Linked DNA regions of Homo sapiens: regions 1 and 2 are each linked to region 3. Evidence: chromatin loops called from intact Hi-C (ENCODE). Cell type or tissue: endothelial cell of umbilical vein. All regions are shown on one strand.

Region 1 (8,000 bases), 71 kb before region 3:
CTGAGCTGCTCCAACTGAAATCAGAAACCGATGTGCGTGAGAGAGGTGTCCTTCAAAGAAAGGTATTTCCTTTGTGCAGCTCCAGTGCACACAGAATCCAAGGGGTTAACGTGAGAGCTGCTTTGAAAACAGAGGCGAAGGTCACTGGCGGCAACAGCAAAGACTTTTAAAGCCTGCCGTCCTGAGCCTTTCAGCCTGCCTTCCCCACCCAGGGGATTGTAAACATTGGCTCCCAGCCACCTCGTCCCAAAGCACAAAACTTCTCTGTGCTTTCAGCATATACATTTATGCTTTTTTATGGAAGTTGAAGCAGAGGCGCATTATTGCTGTGAGCCCAGAGAACATGTCTCTGTTCAATGAAAGGGGAGGAATCCTGTCCTGCCAGAATGTGAAAGCATGCAGATACGCTTATTTAGCGGGGCTTCACATGGAACTTAGCCGCTGCTCTTAGTCTGACTTTCTCAAGTCAAAAGAATGTGTAGAATGCTGTCACTTAATCAGAACCCAGAAGAGCTCTTTTATCTGCCATTTGTTTGTAACTTGCAATATTGTCCTTATCTCTTTGTCCTTTAGCTTGATCCAGTGCCCTCAGATATGAGAACTGGAAACATGAAAGCACTTATTACCTTGAGCATTGCTTCTTGATTTTTGTTGGTTTTTTTCTTTCTTTCTTTCTTTCTTTTTTTTTTTTTTACCTCAGGGTCCCTTAATCACCAACAAAGAAGCTATGAGACTTTTTCCCCCTAATTTCTGCCTTAGTCCTAGGATCATATTTGTTTGGTAATATTTAAAAGAAACCAAGATGATTTGTATATTTACACTGCCATTTATACCTGGTTCTTTAAAAGTCTATTATTGACATAACTTTGTATCATTATAACTTTCACTGATCATTTGCATGAAACAGAATGGAATTTCCAGAGATATCATGTGTAGCTTAAATTTCTCCCTCCCAAACTTTTTAATATGTCGTAGGAGGTTAATATCCTTCTGTCTATAAGTAATTTCAGTCATTTGAGATCATCTTTTTCTCTTTGGTAATTTCTAAAGACACGAACCAGAGATATATTTCAATAGGTAGGAACAGAAAAATTATATCCCATGTCATTCCTTTTTGCTGTGGTCTTTTTATATATATATAATTTTCTATTTCAGAGACAGACATGTCTTCTGAAATGGCCACTCTGAGCATATTTTGTAATAAATTTGGATGCTTACCTAATGAAGCGCAATCACTACACATTTCTGTTTGAACAATGATGCTTGATTCTGAAAAGAACACGAGACAGACAACAGCCTCTCCCATGTTACATGACATGCAGACATGATTGTTCTCTAGCCTGTAGCTACATTGATAAGTGATATGTGGCTTTGCCTTTTGCCACTCAGGCTAAATAACTCTTAAAGGTTCTTCACAGGCTCTTCTGGAATTCCAATTTTGCTTTATGGAATCACAAATTATATTGAGTAATTATTAATGTTCTTTCAGTTTTCCTCTTGGTTAAAGTTTGATTTCTGTAAATGTCAAGTTTCTGTGAACAGCATCACTGACCTGGATGTATTGGTACACAGTGCAATGTTCAGATGGTGTCACTGAGCATGTAGAATTTATTTATTCTAATTATAGGATTCTGGAGTTGGAAAGACTTTAGAAATAATCAAATGTGACTTCTTGATTTTGTAGTTGAGAAACTAGGGCCTAACAATATAAAATTACTTTTTTGCAAAGTAATAAATATACAAAGGTTATTTATAACTAATATCCAGAGGTATATCTGGATATAAATATTTATTTAAAACTAATATCCAGAGTATATCTGGAACAAAAACTCAGATTTCAAAATCTCAATCAAGGACTCTTTCCCTTAGTCCATCTAGTCACATACCCCCTATACTGTGTGGTGTTCACAGATGACTAAAGATGAGACTAATAAATGGCCGATATTTAGATCATCTTCAGCAAGTAGATGACCACATAAATGATTATGAACAGACGTTTTGTACACTGAGCATGAGGCAACATGGGGTCTTGGTCTTTACTTATTCCCAAGGGTACCTGGTAACTGACATTTCAACCATTCAGCTTATCAACTTGCCATACTCCAATTTCACTATAAACTTCTCACAATCTGTAAAATCCCCCTTTTCTCTTGCCTATTTAATGTGTAACAGTGACTTCACATGACAACAGTGAACTCTACATCAAAGCTGACAATATGACCAAAGCTATTCACAGAGGCTAATTCATAGCACTAACTGCTTTTATGACTGGAAAAGAAAGATTGACTGTAAATGTAAAAGCCTTCAATCCAAGTAGCACAAAAGAAAAAGAATTCTTTTCAACAAGCATCGATTGTATTTACATATTACTCATTATGAAAAATTAAAACATGTTAAAGTATATAATGATGAATTAATTAGAATATACCTGTATAAACTAGGATGCAGGAAAAGTTTAAAGCATAAATGAATAAATTAGAAAACAGATAATAAAATGGAAAAATAAACCTACCAGTTGGTCCTGAGAGTCACCTTCTAGATCACGCCAGCCCACTTTGCTACTAGGTAATAGAGCTTTTGAAAGAACTTGTGGCATATGAGACAGGATCACATAGGGCTGGGAGGGAGTGCTGATCAGGGTTTCTCTGTGAACTCAGCCCATATCCAGTTATTCTCAAGCCTAGGCACCCCCATTTCTTTCTCTACTTGTATCTCTTTCTCTTAACCCAGGTAAGAAAAACAAATACCTCCTATTTATACATGTTATAGGTTCACAGGTAAACAAAAGACAGGGAAAATAGTAACCTGCAAAAAAGAGAGTTTGGGCCTGTGCAAAACAGACATTCCTATTAATAATTTTCCACTATGCAGATTATGTTTATAGTTTGTTTGGTAGGTGAACCAAATATGGTAAAAATACCAACTGAGAAGGGTACAAGAAGTACCCCGTGAAGAGCAAAGATGAAAAAATATTGTGGATGTACCAGAGATGAAAGTGAGTAAAAATACTTGGTTTTCATTCAGAAAATTTTTCTCTCTCAATTTTTTCTTCTACACGAGGAAAATCAAAGAAAGGCTTAGTCCTGTGTAGTTCTGTTAAAAAATGAATTTATTGTAATATTCACAAGGAATTTGTGTTCCTAAGGTAGTTGTTTTTGTTTTTTGTTTTTTATTTTTGAGACACAGTCTTACTCCATAATTCAGGCTGGAGTGCAGTGGCATGATGATCACGGCTCACTACAGCCTCGACTTCACAGGCTCAGGTGATTTTCCCACCTCAGCCTCCAGAGTAGCCGGGACCACGGGCACGCACCACCACACCCAGCTAATTTTTTGTATTTTTAGTAGAGGCAGGGTTTTGCCATGTTGCCCAGGCTGGTCTCGAACTCCTGGGCTCAAGCAGTCTGCCCACCTCGGCCTCCCAAAGTGCTGGATTACAGGCATGAGCCGCTGTGCCCAGCCCAAGATAATTTTCATACTCTTCATAGGTAGCAGTTTCATAGCCTTAGAAATTCAGGCAGCAAGGTACTGTGATTGGTGTATATGGACTTATCTTTGGAGTAAAACAGGCACTCATCAGATAGTAGCTCTTGCTAATTAGCACATGGACTATTGAAATTCCTTCCTGTTAATGCCAATCAGTCAGATTTTGCTACAGAACACATTTTACAGAACTTTCTTTCTTTCTTTCTTTCTTTTTTGAGACGGAGTTTCACTCTTGTTCAGGCTGGAGTGCAATGGTGTGATCTCGACTCACCACAACCTCTGCCTCCTGGGTTCAAGCAATTCTCCTGCCTCAGCCTCCCAAATAACTGGGATTACAGGCATGTGCCACCATGCCTGGCTAATTTTGTATTTTAATAGAGATGGAGTTTCCCCATGTTGGTCAGGCTGGTTTTGAACTCCTGACTTCAGATGATCCGCCCACCTCGGCCTCCCAAAGTGCTGGGATTACCAGCGTGAGCCACCGCGCCCAGCCTACAGGGCTTTCATATGGGAAAGTTAATACTTTTCAGTCCTGTGGGTCTCTTTAAAGCAATAAGATGGCATCCTTCAGTTTACTCAGTGGTTGCTCTTGCTTTTACGCTTACATTTAATGAGTTTTAAAAGTACAGTTAAAGTACTTCCCTGTATTTGACATCTGTGTCTCAGTACTCAAATTTTCTTTTTTATCAAAGGCATTCTTTACATCTGAAGTCTTACATTTCTCCATATATACTTCAGTCTTTTCTTTGAAGAGGTTTACTCCCTCTGCTGGCTCTAACTGTGAAATGAAAGCACGTGTAATCTATATAGTTCTGATTACCAATCTGAGGGATTGCTTGCATATGATGGTATTGCCTTAGACTTTTTTCTAAAATGTAAAATTAAACTTTTGTTTGGCTCCCTCTGATTCTGAATAATAAAATTGCCCAAAAATCTAAGAAATATTTTATATTCCTTTTGAGAACAATATGAAATTCTATGAAACTAACAGTGATTTGATAATTAAGAAATTCTGGCATGCACATTTACAATATGTAATAGGTGCTCAATAAATATTAGTTTCTTGATTGCAGTCATATTTTTATTGTACATAGACATTGTGTGTGTACTTCATTGTAGGAGCAATAAATCACCCATTCTGTTTAATGAAGTCATCTGTGTTTCTGTAGCACTTTCTCAATGCCTTATTATACTTCCAGCCACACAGTATTACAGTTATTTCTTTTTACATTTGCCTAGCTTGACTATGAACTCTTCCAGGACAGACATGATATGTTATTTGTCTTTATAGTCTCAGCTTCTGTCTTGGTAGGTTGATTGCCCAGTAATTATTGATGAACTTCAACATTATACTACAATAAATGTCTTCTCATTTGCTGTACAGACAGCCAGAAAGTATAAGTAATTAGAATTTGTTCTGCACTCTACTTTTATCGTGAAAAAGTAATTGAAAGTAAATAAGATATTTATTCAGAAAAGCCACTACCTGAATGTGAGCATATCTGAACTAATAAAAATAGTATAGTTAATACAGATATATAGCAAGATGTCCTCACCATCTACATCTGTAATAATATATAGTGGTAATTGACTCCCATAATGGTTATACCAAAGCCCTGAAGGATTCTTAACTTTTACTTTCATTTTTAATGCAAAACCAGGTTTTCATATATTTTGCTTGCTTAAAGCAAGATATACTAGCTCTTATTTTTCTTACTAAATTACATGCATACATATATTTCAAATTTTATTTTAGATTATTTGTGCTCAACCCCATACGTTGTCATAGAGTAGTGCTTTTCAACTCGTTTTCCAAGGATCACTAATTCTGTAGAATGTTAATAGATGTTATGTGAGGGGGAGAAAGTCATTCAGCTTTGTAAATGCTGAATTAAATATTTCTTTTTGAACAAAGCTGGAGGCATCATGCTACCCAACTTCAAACTATACTACAGGGCTACGGTAACCAAAACATCATGGCACTGGTACAAAAACAGACACATAGACCAATGGAACAGAATAGAGAGCCCAGAAATAAAACCGCACACCTACAACTGTCTGATTTTTAACAAACCTAACAAAAACAAACAATAAGGAAAGGATTCCCTATTCAATAAACAGTGCTGGGATAACTGGCTAGCCATATGCAGAAGATTGAAACTGGACCCCTTCCTTATATACAAAAATTATCTCAAGGTGAATTAAAGACTTAAATGTAAAACCCAAAACTATAAAAACCCACAAAGACAACCTAGGCAATACCTTTCAGGACATAGGCACAGGCAAAGATTTCATGACAAAGACTCCAAAAGCAATTGCAACAGAAGCAAAAATGGACAAACGGAAGTTAACTAAACTAAAGAGCTTCTGCACAGCAAAAGAAACTATCATGTTTCTTTTGAGTAAACAGCCTACAGAATGGGAGAAAATTTTTGCAAACTGTGCATCCAACAAAGGTCTAATATGGAGCATCTATAAGAAACATACAAATTTACAAGGAAAAAAAACGATAAAAAAGTGGGCAAATGACATGAACAGACACTTTTCAAAAGAAGACGTACATGCAGCCAACAATCACGAAAAAAAGCTCAACATCACTGATCATTAGAGAAATGCAAATCAAAACCACAAGAGATATTATCTCACACCATCAGATTGCTATTATTAAAAAGTCAAAAATAACAGATGCTGGTGAGGTTGTGGAGAAAAAGGAATGCTTATACATTGTTGGTGGGAGTGTAAATTAGTTCAGCCTTTGTAGAAGACAGTGTGGCAATTCCTCAAAGACCTAAAGACAGAAGTACCATTCAATCCAGCAATCCCATTGCTGGGTATATACCCAAAGGAATATAAATCATTCTATTATAAAGACACATGCACGTGCATGTTCATTGCAGCACTATTCACAATAGCAAAGAATCATTTTCTTTATCATTCATGTATTTCTTTATGGGTATTTGGAATCAACCCAAATGACCATCAGTGATAGACTGGATAAAGAAAATGTGGTACATATACACCATGGAATACTATGCAGCTATAAAATAAATGAGATCATGTCCTTTGCTGGGACATGGCTGGAGCTGGAGGCCATTACCCTTAGCAAACTAACACAGGAACAGAAAACCAAATACTGCATGTTCTCACTTACAAGTAGTAGCTAAACGATGAGAACATGTGGACACATAGAAGGGAACAACATACACTGGGGCCTATTGGAGGGTGGAGGGTGCGAAGAAGGAAAGGATCAGGAAAAATAATGGATATTAAGCTTAACACCTGAGTGATGAAATAATCAGTACAATGAACCCCTGTGACGCACGTTTACCTGTAAAGCCTATGAGCCTTGTAAGGGCAAGAACCATACCCTAGAATTCACTGGCACTGAGTGTTGGCCACCAAGTAGCACTCTGCAAATGTTTGTTGACTTAAAAAAAATAATTCCTACACTAATTCAGAGTTTCTAAACTACAAGGAAAAAATGGCAGCATGTGTACACTGATTATTGTCCTTCAGCCTCCCTCCGCCAAAATAGTTGCTGTGGTTCCCCATTTTTAAATTCTGTGCGTGGGTGAATGGGAAGACTCACAACAAATGGAAATGTGACTGCGTGACCTCTTTAGAGGGAATGTGGTTTGCCCCTTAACTAAGCTACAGGGCTATAAACTGACAAATATGGTTCTATGTTTAGTGTATAATGATGTTTCAGAATTATGTCCATAGAAGAAATCTAGTAAAAACTACTATCCAACAGCTTCTAAAATGTTTACATTATTAATGTTCAAACAAACATTTCAGAATACTAAGTTCAGTTCTTTTTCAATGCCTAAATTGTCTAAGAACTCTGTGTGTGTGTGTGTGTGTGTGTGTGTGTGTGTGTGTGTGTGTGTGTGTGTGATGTATATGTAGTCTATACACCTCAAGAGGAGGACAAACAGATGCTTAAAGAGTTGGGAGTTTGCTAAGTCCGACATAGAAGGGACAAAAGTCAGAAAAAAAGCCTAATATTTTACAGTTGTCTTGAACTACTGAGTCACACAGTAGTTTAAGACAATTTAAAATGTTAGTCACAAATGACAGACACTATTTATTCTGTCATTACCAAGAAAGTCCAGTTAGTGCTTTAATAAATCCAGATTATATTATCCTTTTAGAATACAAATTATTCAGTCAAAAGTATAGAAAGTACCACTACACACTAATTCGAATGGTTGGGAATATCAACTGTTGGCCAAGATGCGGAGAAACTGTAACTCTCATACATTTCTGGTGGGAGTGTAAAATGGTTCAACCACTTGGAAAACTGGTAGTATCTACTAAACGTTTGCCTACTCCCTGTATATACCCAAGAGAAATGCATGCCTGTATCCAACAAGAGACATGTACAAAAATGTTCAAAGCAGAATGTTTATTTTACTATATCCAAAAACTAGAAATAACCATCAACAGAAAAAATTGCTAAACAAACTCTGGCATAATGATGCAATGGAATACTACACAGCAATGAAAGGGAG
Region 2 (8,000 bases), 430 kb before region 3:
TGACTCTCTCTTTTTTTTTTTTTTTTTTTTTTTTTTTTTTTTTGAGACGGAGTCTCGCTCTGTCGCCCAGGCTGGACTGCGGACTGCAGTGGCGCAATCTCGGCTCACTGCAAGCTCCGCTTCCCGGGTTCACGCCATTCTCCTGCCTCAGCCTCCCGAGTAGCTGGGACTACAGGCGCCCGCCACCGCGCCCGGCTAATTTTTTGTATTTTTAGTAGAGACGGGGTTTCACCTTGTTAGCCAGGATGGTCTCGATCTCCTGACCTCATGATCCACCCGCCTCGGCCTCCCAAAGTGCTGGGATTACAGGCGTGAGCCACCGCGCCTGGCCGACAGGCTGACTCTCTTTTTAGGGTTTGATGCAGCTAGTGACTTGAAGTTGAAGCCAACGCTCATTTACCATTCCAACAACCCTAGAGCCCTTAAGAATTGTACTGTATCTACTCTGTCTGGGCTTTATAAATTGAACAGCAAAGTCTGAATGGCTGCACATCTGTTTATAGCATGGTTTGCTGAATAATTTTAAGCCTACTATTGAAACCTACTGCTCAGAATACAAAATTTCTTTCAAAACGTTACTGCTTATTGACAATGCACCTAGCCACCCAAGAGCTCTGATGGAGATATGCAAGGAGATTAGTGCTGTTTTCATGCCTAACACAACAGTCAGTCTGCAGCCCACAGATCAAGGACTAATTTTGACTTTCAAGTCATATTATTTAAGAAATATATTTTGTAGGGCTGTAACAGTCATAGATAGCGATTCCTCTAATGGAGCTGGGCAAAGCGATTTGAAACCTTCTGGAAAGAATTCACCATTCTAGATGCCACTAAGAAAGAATATATGTTATTCATGGGAGGAAGCTGAAATACCGGCATTAACAGGAATTTGGAAGAAGTTGATTCCAACCCTCATAGATGACTGAGGGGCTCAAAACTTCAGTGGAGGAAGTAACTGCCGATGGGGTGGAAACAGCAAGAAAACTAGATTTAGAAGTGGAGCCTGAAATGTGACTGAATTGCTATAAACTTATGATGAAACAGTTGAGGAGTCACTTCTTATGGATGAGCCAAAAAGTGGTTTCTTGAGATAGAATCTACTCCTGGTGAAGATGCTGTGAACACTGTCGAAATAACAACAAAGGATTTAGAATATTATTATACATAAAGTTAGTTGATAAAACAGCAGCTGGTTTAAAAGGATTGACCCAAATTTTGAAAGAAGTTCTACTGTGGGTAAAATGCTATCAAAGAGCATTGCAAGACAGAAATTTTTCATAAAAGGAATAGTCAATGGATGTAGCAAACTTCATTATCCTATTTTAACAAATTGCTACAGCCACCCCACCCTTCAACAGCCACCACTCTGAAGAGTCAGCAGCCATCAACATCGAGGCAAGACCCTCCACCAGTAAAATGATTACAATTCACTGAAGATTCGGATGGTTGCTGGCATTGTTTAGCAATAAAGTATTTTAATTTAAGTATATACATTGGTTTTTAGACAGAATGCTACTGTCTAAACCTGCACTATCTCTGAGGTATGCCTGTAATTGAAAAAGAAGCTCAAATATATTTCATCAAAATATGTTTTTAGTATTTAAAGTTTTAATATTTATGCTTAATACTTATCAAAATAATTATTATCTTGCTTTGACTAATTTTATACTACTAATAATAGTGCTAATAACTCAATACAGAATAAAATGTTTTACCTTTCAGTCTTTTAATCACAGAGAAAAAATGTTTTTTAAAATTTTGATTTATAGTCTATTATGGAGAAATATGAAGATGATTGAGAAAATATTTTCATACATTAAAGGAATGCATTGGGATAAAACTCTGTGGAGTGAAATGGAAATGTGAGTGTAAGGAGAAAAAGGAACAATGTAAAATTTGACTATTCCAATAGAGCATCTTCATGTTTCTTTATACTGATGGTGGTGCTGCCTCAATATCTGAACCACTGTATTTTAAAATATTAATATTTTAATAAAGCAAAAACTACATCATTTTCTACTATTGAAATTTAAAGTAAAAAATTTTTAATGTTATCCTGAAAATGTTCAAGGAGGCCAGGCACAGTGGCTCACACTTGTAATCTCAGGACTTTGGGAGGCCGAGGCAGGAGGATCACTTGACCTCCCAGGAGGTCAGGAGTTCAAGACCAGCCTGGGCAACATAGCAAGACCCCATCTCTACAAAAAATGTTTTTAAAAATTAGCTGGGTGTGATGGCATGTAGCTGTAGTCCTAGCTACTTGGGAGGCTCAGGTGGGAGGATCACTTGAACCCAGGAGTTTGAGGTTGCAGTGAGCTGTGATCACACCACTGCACTCCAACCTGGACAACATAGCAAGACCCTGTCTCTAAAATAAAATGTTTAAGGAATTACATAGTTTTTCAAGATTATTTTAGGAGATGCATAAGCAAATGAGTCACTTTACAGAAATTCTCACATATGTGTACATGAAGAAATGTAAAATAACATCATTCTAACATTGCTTGATGAAAGGAAAACTTGGGGAAAATACTCAATGTCCATCAACAGAAGAATAAGTTGGAAAAAATGTACATATATAATATTCCTATACAGGTATTAAAATGATCAGCCAGAAGTAGATGAATCAACATGAATGAATATCAAAAATATAATGTTAATGCAGCAGATATATTATTTATATAAACATTTTTTAATTTAAAACTGCTGAAATATATTGTTTAATTAGAAAATACAGAATAAAACCTTAAACCATGTATGGAATTAATAACCATCAAACTGATGAGAAAGATGAACTCTGGAGACAGAGGGAAATAGAATTGAGAAGAAATATACAGTCTTCAACTAAATCTGTAATGTTTTCTCCTTTTAAAAAATCTGAAGCACTTATAGCAGAAAGTTAGGTTTATTAAAATTTCATAAAGCTAAGGTGCGGGCACATAGGTCATCATATACTCATTTGTATATTTGAACTATTTCATAATAAAAATAGTATGAGATAAAATATAAAAGAAAACAGTGATACAATATATCCTAAAATGACAAAAGAAAGAATTTAAAAAATCAATCCAACAGATTATAGGGACAAAATACAAAGAAAAAAAAGGTGAATTAAAAACACAAAATAAGGTGGTGGAATATATCAGTGATTAATTAGAATTAGATCTGAGTTTAAATGTTGCCTCAGACAATGGCAGTAACACATAGAATCCATTAGATGGCAGTGTTACTTTATATTTATTCTCATTTTTCAGCACGGTGGGTTCACGACTCAATGGCATTCAACGAATTAGATTTCAGACTCAATTAGATGCCGTTTTAGGTTTGACTCAAACATCTAATAATGAGTAAATAATAATACCTATAGTAACATTTTTAATGTGCAATACAAATATAAATTTTTATTACACAATAATTTTTAAAATCTCTTTCTGCATATTTTCCATTAATTATTCTTTAACTTGCTAAAGCAATTTTGTGTTATTCTATAGGCCCTTCAAGAGGCAGGCAAGACAGAAAGCATTTCCTATTGCTTTGGGAAAAAAATAGGGTCTCTAAATTGTCTCTATACACATTTGCAATAAAGTTTGTGGCTCTTAGAAATACAGCCCTGTGACGTAAGCAATACATGGAATTAAAAGAGATCTTGAAAAACCATCTATTCTAACCCCCAGCATCTTGAAAATTGACAAATGGGGAACTAGTCTATTTTTAAAGATTTCAAGGAAGGAAATCATCAGTCAGAAAGTTCTTCTTCCCATCTAACCTAAATCCCTCCTGATGAAGTGTAATCCCATTTCCTGTAGTGTGGACCTTTCCAGTGAGGTTGAAGGACATCTGCGGTCCACAATCCTCATCTAAAGAATAACCCTTCACATCCCAGAATACGTGCATATTAGGCTCTTATGAACTATAACATGGATCTCAACAAGGCAGGTGTCTATGAGCAACTGTCAGTAAATTACTAATAGCCCAAATGTTATCATTAAGAGACTACCTCACAAAAGCCTGTTGTAAAGAGAGCCAACCTTGAAACAAACGGTTATGGAGTTATGACCTTGAAGTAAAGAGAGATGGGTTCTTATCTCCAGTAGCATTTTAGGTTACTTTAGGGGGTTCCATTAAATATAATCATGATTAAACACCTACTATGAGCAGGGTGCTTTCATTTTTTTTTTTTTTTTTTTTTTTTCTTAGGCAGGATCTCACTCTGTCACCCAGGCTGGAGTGCCACTGCACGATCATGGCTCACTGCAGCCTCAACCTCCTGGACTCAAGCCATCCTCCTGCCTCAGCTTCTGGAGTAGCTGGGAACACAAGCATGCGCCGCCACACCCAGGTTTGTTTGTTTGTTTTGTACAGACAGGGTCACATTATGTTGCCCAGGCTGATCTCGAACTCCTGGGTTCAAGGGATCCTTCCACCCCATCCTCCCAAAGTGCTGGGATAACAGGGGTGAACCTGGCCAATTAATTCTTTATAATACTCAAAGTCCTGGCCAATTAATTATTTGTAATCCTCACAAAAGGCCTGCAAGTTAGGAGTTGTTATTATCATCGTTACTATTATGATTCTAACTATTTTCCAAATAAGGAAACTGAGGCTCAAGAAAGTTAATTAGTTTGCCCAAAGCAAACAGCTGTTAGGAGACAGAGCTGGCTTTCATTCTTGCCTGACTCCAAGGCTGTACAGGTACAGTACACCACTGTTCTTCAAGTTCTTCTGGCTTTAAAGTGATAGGATAAATATATATATATAATTTATTTATTTATGGGGTGGGGGGAGGGAGTTTTGTCCTCCAAGTCATTGTTCCTCCTTTAACATTAACGAGATTAACTGAAAGTTAACATTGTGTGTGATGATATGTGATGATCACTGATTCCGTTTCTAGCCTGGGGACAGAAGTACTCAGATATAAGGAAGTAATAACCTGAAGGTAAAGATCAGTATACATAAAAATGTTACCAAGGGAAGTTGTGGAATCGACTACTCTGTCTTTAAAAATAAGAAATATTCACTACCTTCTCAAGGTGCAGAGATCAAATCTATGGTCCATAGACTAGAAGGATCATTCTGCCAAGCCCTGAGCAATTCAGAACATTGACGATTAGATTGTCTTTGCTTCTGCATTTCAGAGACCTGCAGTCTCCCTTCCTGTTTCCTTCCTCTCCTTCCCCTCCCAGCTCTTCCTTTCCTTTCTCTCCCCTCCCCTCTCTTTCCTTCCTCCCTTCTGTTTTTTCTTCTTCCTTCCTTTTTCTTCCTTCCTTCACTTTCCTTTTCCTTCATTTCCTTTTGTCTTTTTCTTCTTCTTTTATTTTCTTTCTCTCTTTCTTTCTTTTTTAAAGACAGGGTCTCACTCTGTCACCTAGGCTAGAGTACAGTGGTGAGATCCCATCTGCAGCCTCCACCTCCTTGACTCAGGCGATCCTCCAATCTCAGCCTTCGAAGGAGTAGCTGGGACTACAGGTGCAAGCCATTCTTTTCTTTTTTAAATTACAAAACAACCACACATCCATTGAGAAGACAAATCAAACAATATAGGCATATAGAAAGCAAAAAAAAAAAAAAAATGAAAGTTCTCACCACCTCTCCACACCCTCTCTCCAGGTGGTAACCACTGATAAAAGTTTAATGTGTATCCTTCGGGTCATTTTCTATGCATTCACAAAGAAAAAGGAAGGAGAAAAGCAGAGAAAAAGAAGAGAGAATGGAGGAAGTTATTTCAAAACAGATAATATCGTGTGCATTTTGTTCTGCAGCCTGCTTCTTTCAAACAAGACTGTCTTATAGACATCTAATATTTATATTTTCTTTTACCAGCTGCACAGTATTTGTTAGCATAGAGGTGCCATAGTTTGTTAACTCTTCCCCTGTCAGTAGACATTTAGCAGTCTCTAGTTTGCTCCTGTTCCAAGATATACTACGGTGGAATTTTTGTCCACGTATCTTTATACATTTAATGTGAATATTTCTGTGGAACAGGTGTCAGCAAGGGGGGTTGCTGGGTCAAAGGTAAGAGCAATTTGAGTTTTCACAGGCATTGTTAAATTGTCTTCCTAAGTGTCTAGGAAGTTATGCTTCTACCAGTTATTAGTTTAGCTTTCTTTTAAACATTTTACATAAATAGAAACTATTATTATTTTCACAAAACAGACAAATGGGAGTAATGACTAGAAAGTATACAAAGGCTTCAGGATCTTCATTTAAGAATACTTTTCACTCCCTTTTATCAATGTTTTGCGACATTGTTGCTTTTTCTCAAGGGGAAATAGTGGCATTCATGAGGTTTGTTTCTTGGCTTTGTGGGGAGGGGGGTGCTAAAATTAACATACAGTGAAAGTCACAAATCTTAAGTATACATACAAGTCAATGAGTTTTGGTAAATGTAACAGAGGATATTTCTATCACCTCAGAAAATTCCCATATACTCTCTTCAATAAATCCCAGTTTCCATGAATACCCTCCTGCACATATTTTTGTGGACACATTTTCTGTTCCTTTGGCTAAGTTTATAGGAGTAGAAATGCTGAGTGATAAGTGTTCTATGTTTAACTTCATAAGAAATTACCAAACAGTACCATTTTATATATTTATCAGCACTGTACAAAATTTCTAGGGGTTCCACAGTCTCACCAACATTTGATATAAAATGATATATTATTATAGTTTTAATTTTTATGTCCCTGATGATTAATGATATTTGAGCATTTATTCTTGTACATATCTTTTGAGAAGTATCTGTCCAAGCATTTTGTCTATCTATTACACTTCTTATTTGTTTTTCCAATTATTGACTTGTAAGAGTTATTTATGTATTCTCTATATAAATCCTTTGTAGGATATGGGTATTATAAATATTTTCTCACAGTCTATGGCTTACTGTTTTTAATTAATGGGTCCAATATTGTCCTATGTTTTCTTTTAGTAACTTTCAACTTTTAGGTTTTAGGTTCAGATCTGTAATAATCCGTCTGATTAATTTCTGTATATTATGTGAGGTAGAAGCTGAGGATCATTTTTACTCTATGTTTACCCAATTTTTCCAGTACTGTCATAAAGACATAAGTCACCCTTATTTTATTATTTTAATGTCTATAGCAGGGGTCCCCAATCCCCAGGCCACAGACAGGTACTGGTGCGTGGCCTCTTAGAACCTGGGCCACACAGCAGAAGGTGTGCAGTGAGCGAGCAAGCATTACTGCCTGAGCTCCGCCCCCTGTCAGATCAGCGGTGGTATTAAATTCTCATAGGAGCACTAACCCTATTGTGAACTGTGCATGCAAGGGATCTAGGCGTATGCCCCTTATCAGAATTGAATACCTGATGATCTGAGGTGGAAGAGTTTCATCCCGAAACCACCCACTCCCCAATCATTTCATGGAAAAATTGTCTTCCACAAAACTGGTCCCTGGTGCCAAAAAGGTTGGAGACTGCTGGTCTATAGGCGCTACAGTTTTATTTTATTCCTGATATTAGTAATTTCTGCTTCTATTTTTTTTCTTGAATCAGCTTTGCTGGGAGTTTATAAATTTTATTACTCTTTCCAAAGAAACAACTTGTCAGCAAACTTTCGCAAGGACAAAAAACCAAACACCGCATGTTCTCACTCATAGGTGGGAATTGAACAATGAGAACACACGGACACAGGAAGGGGAACATTACGCACCGGTACCTGTTGTGGGGTGAGGGGAGCGGGGAGGGATAGCATTAGGAGATATACCTAATGTTAAATGACGAGTTAATGGGTGCAGCACACCAACATGGCACATGTATACATACGTAACTAACCTGCACGTTGTGCACATGTACCCTAAAACTTAAAGTATAATAAAAAAATAAAATAAATAAAAAAGATATATAAGATAATATCACCAAAAAAAGAAACAACTTGTGTCTTTTGTTAATTTTCTTTATTCTTTTCTATTGCATTGATTTCTACTTTTACATTTATTATTTCTATTATTTACATATATATGGTTTAACTGAGTTTAATTTGTTCT
Region 3 (8,000 bases):
ATATTAGTTTTATAGGACTGCTGCAACAAAATACCAGACTGGATTGCTTAACCAACAAAAGCTTATTTTCTCACAGTTCTGGAGGCTGGAAGTCCAAGATGAAGGTGTCAGCAGGTTTGGTTTCTTCTGAGGGCTCTCTTTTAGGCTTACCTTCTCATGGTTCTCACATGTTTATTTCTCTGTGTGCATGTGCACCCCTGATGTCTCTTTGTGTCCAAATGGCTTCTTCTTACAAGGAAAACAGTCAGATTTGATTAGGGCCCACCCTATCTTATTTTAATTACTTGTTTAAAGGCTCTATCTCCAAATACAGTTAAATTCGGAGATCTTGGGAGTTGGGCTTCAACATGAATTTGGGGGAAAAAAATTCAGCCCATCACCTTGCAATAAGTAAATTCTTTTCCACTGCATTTGGAAATCATTATTTTCAGGAATAGTAACATTCATAGAAAGTATGGTTGAGAAACGTTAAGGTGTGTTCTAACCACTGAAATGCTATGACTGCAGGATTCTCCATATATGGCCATATATAGTGAGTTCATTTATTGTGCACAGAAAATATTTAAGAGGTCAAGTTTAAGGCTGTATAATTTGATATATAATATAAAAAGAGATATGATACCTGATAATAGACTACAACTATTTTAGTACATTAATGTTGAAAATTACCTGTTTATGGCATTTGTTGAGGAAGGAATCAGGGAACGTTTACTTGTGTACCATAGGTGTATGCAAAATGAAATAAAATGTTTAGTAACTGCATCTGTCAGAGTAAAGCTCTATGGCAGGGATTTATAGGGAAACCTAGAGAAGTCTCCTCCCTCAAGGGGCTACTTGATCTTCTTGGAGAAATGCCAGAAATGTCACAAAATGACCTTTTTTAATTGCCAGTTAAATGCTCAATGTAGACAAGGAAGGCTGTGTGTTTGAAGCAGACACAATTGCCTCTAAAGCCCAGAGTTAAGATTTAGAACTTGTAATGGTTAGCTGCCATAATATTGGGAGGAAGAAAAGTGGTATAATTAGAAAAATAGACCCAGAGGTGGTTCACTGCAGCATTGAGGACAAATGAAAGGAGAGAGACCCATGAGGAAGTACTCTGATAGCAGAGTAGTATGGAAAAAGTGCTCTGAGAAATATCAAAGAATCTCACCTATTTATGGTTCGAGACTAGGATGGTGGTATGTTCCACCTTATCACGAAGTTAAGCAGATCTTTGAAACCTGGAACTGAATTTGACGGTAGCACTGTTGTAAGAATGACTGCAAACAGAATGCCCGTGATTGTAAAACATGGAATTCATCTACCACCAGGTATTCATGAGAGATCCTAACCCATACATGAAATGCAGGGAAAACCTTCACTTACCAAAGGAAAAATGTCTCAATTTTTTTTACTTCTTCCCAACCCATAAAGAATATTTTGCTTCCTGTGAAACAATGATAATGGCAAATATGATTGAAATGTAATCTGAGAACATTTCTTATTTAAAATGTATCTTTATTCTTTTAGGCCTCTTTTTCGTGGAAGTTCAGATGTTGATCAACTAGGAAAAATCTTGGAGTAAGTAATAATTATAATTTTACACCAGTGTCCATAGCATTAAAACATTTACAGTGACTTTCCTCTGACATGCATATCATGTGTTTATCTCTTGTCTTTCTTACTTCAAGCAGCTGCTGCAGACAGTGTTACTATTTGTGTGGTGAGTGGAGACATGGTAGAAGTGCCGTTTTATGCAGAGCCCTAACTGCTCTGCTCTGGAAGCTTGTATGTTGCTTGTGTGGATCTTTTTGCTGCTCCTCTTTCTTCGTGTGGCTGAGCTCCAGTTCTTTTAGTTCAAATACATTTTCTGCTTGTGGTCATTTCAAAAGCACCCACCATCAGAGATGGGATGCCTGGTGACCAAGTACCCATCCTTGTCCAGTGAGCTTCCTGTCCCCACTGAGTATCCTTGGTCACCCAGGTTGGTTCTGCGTTGTTTTGTTTTGTTTTCCTGGGCGAAGGATGGTATGCTACACATCTCATTTTTCTTTGGAGCACCAAAATAGAAAATGAGAACCCTAAGTCTTTGGCAAAATAACTCTGCAACTTTGAGAAAGTCATTTAAAACACCTCGTGAAGGGCTTACACAGTGCCTGGCACATAGTAAGCACTTTAAAAAGTTATCTATTACTGTTACTATTAGAGTTCATCATTAATTATTTAACCTTTTATTTCCTTAACTTCATCTGAGAAATGAAACTCTGACTTAAATTCTCTATAAGATCCTTTCTTGTGCTCAAATTCTTTGGTTTCAGTTACATCGCTCCTTGATGATTTACATAGTTTCATTCATGTCTGCATGTTCATGCATGTATGCATTCATGTTTCTAGAATGTAACTGGGGCACTTCTTCTGACAAAGCATGCAGTGTGGCATCCTTTTTTGGTTTTTTGTGTTTGAAAGGCCCATCCAAATTGGAGTGGAGTAGGAAAAAAGTGGGAGTTCTAGACCAAAAATAGCCCTGATCTTTGGTCTGTGACATTTTATAGGAATCCCAGTGATTTTTATGAAATTCGAAGTCTGTAAGACTGAAAAAAAAAAAAAAACCACCCCTAAAGAACAGATTTTCATATCAGCACTGTCTACTCAAGCGTGACTGCTTAAAACAGTTAATAAAACTGGAACCTGATTTTGTTCTTTTAGTGACTAGAAGCAGCTAGACTTCTGTTAATGCCAGTGCTACTGCTGAGTCAGAACATAGTAGCTTTAAGGCCTGAATAACATTTGCTAGTTTTTTATGCCTGGGGGCTTCCTGGGTCCAGGGCAGGTGATGCTACTGCTCCTACTACTGACCACTCTGTACAGTGGATAAATTCAACACAAAGCCTTCATGTTACCCCTGCTTCTGAATGGCAAGTTATTTAATCACTCGATGAACTCCCATCTATTTTTCCCCATGACTGTTGAATATATTTTGTGTGCATGTGATCATAAAGAGGAAACTAGGGAAAGCAGACATACTGATGACCTTCTGTTAAAAGGAAAGAGAATCTTGACTAAAGTCAGCTTGCCAGGACTTGAAAGCCATCACCTTCTTTCCCTTATTTATACTACCTGACAGTTGTGTCTACCTCCAGCACTGATGTCTGCAATCTTGTTAACATTGTTAGTGCCCCCTTAGTACATGAGGCCAGTGAAATGGACCAGAAGGAACATTTGACCGGCATGTTTGACCTGCTTCCAAAGAAAAGCCAGTTCTGCTTTTGGCAAAGTCCTGACAATCGTAGGTTGCCAACAGCAAAGAAGCTGTAGAGTTCTATGGTTTGTGCCTTTAGATTTTACTTTGTGGTTTCTGGCATTGTGTCATCAAAATTATGTTCTGTTTCCTCTGAATGCATTACCTTGCCAGAGAAAAGGGACAATGCTGCACCCTAGCGTCACTGCTGAAGTACTTGAAAAAATATTTCTGTCTCCTCCATCACTGCCATTTATAGATTTTGTGCCCTGTTGGGCTTGCCAATATAAATGTCAACTTTTAAGGCTTATATTCAGCAGTCCAAATAGTGGAATTAAGTGCAAGCATTTTTAATGGACCTATCAGAATTTCACAACACATATTTGGGCCATAAAAGTTCATTCTGGACATGAAACCAAATTTTTTTTAAGGAAAGCCATATTCACATACTCTTTTTTATTTTTTTCTTTGGAGACAAGGTCTTGCCCTGTTGTCCAGGCTGGAGTACAGTGGTGCGATCTTGGCTCACTGAAGCCTTGGCCTTCCGAGCTCAAGTAATCCTCCTATCTAAGCCTCCCAAGTAGCTGGGACTACAGGCACAGGGCACCACAACCAGCTAATTTTTATATTTTTTATAGAGATGGAGTTTCACCATGTTGCCCAGGCTGGTCTTGAACTCCTGGGGTCAAGTGGTCCACTTGCCTCGGCCTTCCAAACTGCTGGGATTACAGCCACCCCACCTGGTCCATGTTCACATACTCTTAAAGGGAAAAACATTTCTGTGTTTAGGAAGATTTAAGCCTTCAAGTAATAGCAAGTATTAAAAGTGAAACAATAGTTTTAGCCTGTGACATCTTAGAGCATTTTTAAGAATGATGTCATAGCTAAATGGAAATAAAATATTGGAATAGAGAGAACGGAACTCACTCTGGACTCTGTGACTGAGCTTGCTATCTGTGACTTTGGCAGTTCATTTTATTCCTCATTCTCAATTTCCCCATCTATAAAATGAGACTAATAACACCTGACTTACATGTCTTAGGAAATTATTACAGGAATCAGAGGAGGTGATAGACTTAAAGTTTTATATATATAGTTATGTGTTTGTTTAAAATTTTATATAAAATTATATAAAGTTATTTGTATATGTACACACATACAAACAGAGATGTGCTGTTCCTCTGAAGGCTTTTGGCATTCAGTTGATCATATACTTGCAAGATGTAATTAGATGTAGATACATTCAAAGCCACAAATAAAAAAGATTTTAAATATTTCTAGGAGTTATTAATATAATCAATTTCTAGCTGACTGGTGAATATACACAAAAATATTGATACACATAGACCTGACAACTAAAAAGGAATGAAAGGAAATTTTTAAAGCTCTCTAACAAGCATTTTTCATTCCCTCCTCTGCCCTGTCCCATTGTATCCAGACACTTACACGTGCATTTCTTTTCATAATTAATAGTGGTATTTTTGGTTTTTTTCTTTTTACTTCTATTGTAGGCTGTACTATTGAACAAATCTATATATTGCTCATTGTCATTTCTATTTATTGCTTCTAGTAAATATGTCCATGAATCTGTCTTTGCCTCAATAATGTAGCTCTCTCAGTATGCCTGATAGAGGCCGAATTACAGTGTCTTCCCCAGACACCCAGGCAGAGAAGCCATGATGACAGGGTTATCTTCCCAGCTGAAGTCTATGGCCTGGGCTCCGTGTAGGTGAGGGAAGGGGAAATGAAGTGCTACAGATCTTGAGACCTGTACCACATCTTCCTGAAATCTGGAAGTACATTCATAAGAACACCTCTTCCTGGGCCTTAGTCCCAACAAGTAGAGGCCAAGCAGAAGACCCTAATGTGGGCCAGCACAATTTCTAACTGTAGTTAAAATTATTTGTTCCAGTATTTGAATAGCTATGTACCCCGTCCACTAAACTATGATTTTATTTTTGGTTCAGAGTTATACAGTCTGTGTGAGAAAGAAGTCCCTGCATCCTCTGATTTTCTCTGTTCAAACCTACTTACGACCTATATGTAAACTATAAATAATATCTATACAATGTATAAGTTATGTAAGTCCATTGACCCATTAATTTTTTAAAGAATCTTAAGTTATACATAGATACAAGCAGTTCATATTTTAAGTGTGGTAGTGATGTATTTCCTATGCATCTTGTATTAATAACATTTTCTAATTATAATAATAGTAGGCAGTGTATTGATTGATAATTGACTGTGTGTGATGTATATCAGGTGCTGTGCTTTGTACTTTAAATTATAAATTTATATATTACTATAAATTCAAATAAAGTATAACTGATCCTCATTACAACTGTAAGTTATTATCATTGTATACATAAAGACACTAAGGGTCATAGATGTTAAGTAATTTGTCCTTACCTGCCAGTAAGTGGCAGGTGCAGGATTTGAACCCAAATCTGCCTATTTCCGAAGCCTGTGCTTATCACTTGCTGTTCTTTCCACATTTCTGATCCCAGAATGGTTTTCAGGGGAAATATAAATAATAGTCTTTTAATTTACTGTTTGCTCACTTTGGAATACCACAGACTTCCTTTTATAAAATCATGTTTGTATAATGCAGGACTAGCACGTTTTAGCCTCATTTTTCCTTCTGATTCTAATGTATATATTTAATATGTAGGGAATTGCTCTTTAACCAAAAATGCAACCAAATTGATATGTTAATAAACCATGTTGGATGAGCATCATAAAATCATGTCAATACTGGGGTGTTCGATCAAAACACAAAAAGCATTCTTGGACATAAAGGAAGATATGTACCAGTATGGGTCTCCTCTGAATACAATAAGTCCTGCTTTGTCACTAAGTCAGAGCTTACTGCCTGGTAATATATTTTCTATTTCTACATCATCCCTTACATTTAGTGTCTGCTACCAGAGCAATCTCTTATCTCCTCCCACTGAATTTTACAATTCTTCTGTGAGATTACCCTCTCCCCCATGGCCACCATATTGCAGTAGGACAGAGATAAACAGAGACCCTGCCAGTGATAAAGTGAAGGTCTCCTGGGACTCTGCCCCCCATGTCTCCCCCTTAGATTTTGCCTTTCTCTGGAAATTGATGAGAAAACAGCTTCTGCATAGTAGCTAATGCTTATGTCCATGTGTGGTTCTTTTGTAGCGTGATTGGACTCCCAGGAGAAGAAGACTGGCCTAGAGATGTTGCCCTTCCCAGGCAGGCTTTTCATTCAAAATCTGCCCAACCAATTGAGAAGTTTGTAACAGATATCGATGAACTAGGCAAAGACCTACTTCTGGTAAGTTTTTCTGATGTCAAGCTCGTCTGCACTGTGCCAGTGAGACACCTGCTCTACCCAGACTGGGTGGTGGGCACAAATATCAGTTCAGTAGCTGCTATAGGCATCACATGCCACAGCCACATGGAGCAGGAGGCAACAGTCCCTCCAGAGGTTTCATTTTCACACTTGTAGCAGCTGGTGGCTTTTGATTCTGGAATGTCTTTCTGATCCACATTTTTTTAAATCTGCCATCTTTGAATGTTTATTTCAATGCAGGTTTAGAAGCCTCTCGATTCACTTTGACATATGTTTCTTTAGAAGTAAATATTATGTTTCCTTTCTTACAGTTTCATGCTACTTTAAGTAATTTGTTTGTCATTTTAACGTGCCTTTTCTTAAACATTCACAACTTTGGGGAGATGTTTTTCCAAAAGAACTATATAGCAATACTTCTTCTAGTTGCTGATTTATTTAATAAGTATTTAGTGTGCCAGGGACATATAAAATACCTCACTGAAAATAAGGACTTCTGTGCTCTGAGACTCTTAATGCTCAACCATATACATAATTTCCTATACTTGGAGGCCAGAACAATAGGTAGAAAAGTGTACCTGTTGGGCTGTTCTTGATGTCTGAAACCCAGTGAGTAATGAGTGTCTGCTTTACCTCCTGAATTAACAGCCTTTGATATCTGCTTCTGCCCGTGGGTGAAGCACAGGTCTTCTCCATGTGTCTCATGCTGGGGCCCATGCCAGAGAGGCAGCAGCTCCCTGGGGCATGTTTTTCTCATGATAGAAGGTATCGATGCTCCAGAAGGGCAAGCAGAAATATGCAATGCCCCTGAAGGTCCATACTTGGAAGAAGTACCCGCCACTCTGCCCATGTTCCATTGGCCAAAGCAAGTTCCATGCCTAAGGCCAACTTGAATGGAGGAAAGAATGCTCCCCCTATGGTGAGAGGGGAGAGAAAAGAGGGAATATGTACTAAAAGTTATCCAATCTACCATAGTATCCAACTCTTGACTAAGTTGTGATTCCAAAAGCTCATTTTATAAGTAAACTATTTGGCAATTAAACTAAATTTTCTTGCAGAAACAATATTATTAACACAAAGTTTTTTAATTAACCCTCAACCTGGCAACCTTGTTCCTGAAGTAGAGCAATAATAGAACTTAAACACCTTTTTTTTAACCATATTTCTATAGGACAAAATGTATTAAGACTTCCAACGTGAGATTCTCCCACACCCCCACATTTGGCTAAGGTGTTCTCCTTCTCTCCACCCTCTTCCCAGCTTTAAGCCATCAGTGTAGCTGTGAGGAAAGGGCTTCCTCTCACATAATCCTCTAGAGACATGTCTCTGTATTGTGAATGTATTCCCACAGCTCTTTTCTCTTCTTTCCTATGTCCTGGAGATTAAATGCCACTACCTAATTTTCTCCTTCTTGGGCTCTGGGAAAAGAGAACTCAGGCTCAGGAATTTTGCCCCTGC

Evidence for each region. Hi-C counts contacts between places; a loop is a spot of excess contacts. Peaks named below come from ENCODE experiments on the same cell type or tissue, not always from the same donor. Only the 100,000 strongest peaks of a DNase experiment are listed, where the experiment ranks them.
Region 1: a loop joins it to region 3, with 6 times the contacts of the local background. A loop is called at or near these places in 61 of 110 quality-filtered maps.
Region 2: a loop joins it to region 3, with 14 times the contacts of the local background. A loop is called at or near these places in 96 of 110 quality-filtered maps.

What each region holds. Positions count from the first base shown.
Region 1 is chr7:92,687,965-92,695,964 of GRCh38, reverse strand. The region is part of intron 4 of CDK6 (cyclin dependent kinase 6); the gene reads left to right. Among named protein-coding and RNA genes, the nearest start is that of FAM133B, 100 kb to the right of the region's middle. RefSeq lists an enhancer at 1-565. In endothelial cell of umbilical vein, a CTCF peak has its summit at 4,245 (motif pointing left); DNase peaks (open chromatin) are centred at 104 and 4,254; H3K4me3 peaks cover 464 bases; H3K27ac peaks cover 942 bases.
Region 2 is chr7:93,051,034-93,059,033 of GRCh38, reverse strand. No RefSeq gene overlaps it. Among named protein-coding and RNA genes, the nearest start is that of SAMD9, 63 kb to the left of the region's middle. In endothelial cell of umbilical vein, a CTCF peak has its summit at 3,196 (motif pointing right); a DNase peak (open chromatin) is centred at 3,253.
Region 3 is chr7:92,616,599-92,624,598 of GRCh38, reverse strand. It overlaps CDK6 (cyclin dependent kinase 6), which reads left to right. Exons shown (of 8, transcript NM_001145306.2): 6 at 1,513-1,563; 7 at 6,392-6,527. Among named protein-coding and RNA genes, the nearest start is that of FAM133B, 30 kb to the right of the region's middle. In endothelial cell of umbilical vein, a CTCF peak has its summit at 3,421; a DNase peak (open chromatin) is centred at 3,398; H3K27ac peaks cover 619 bases.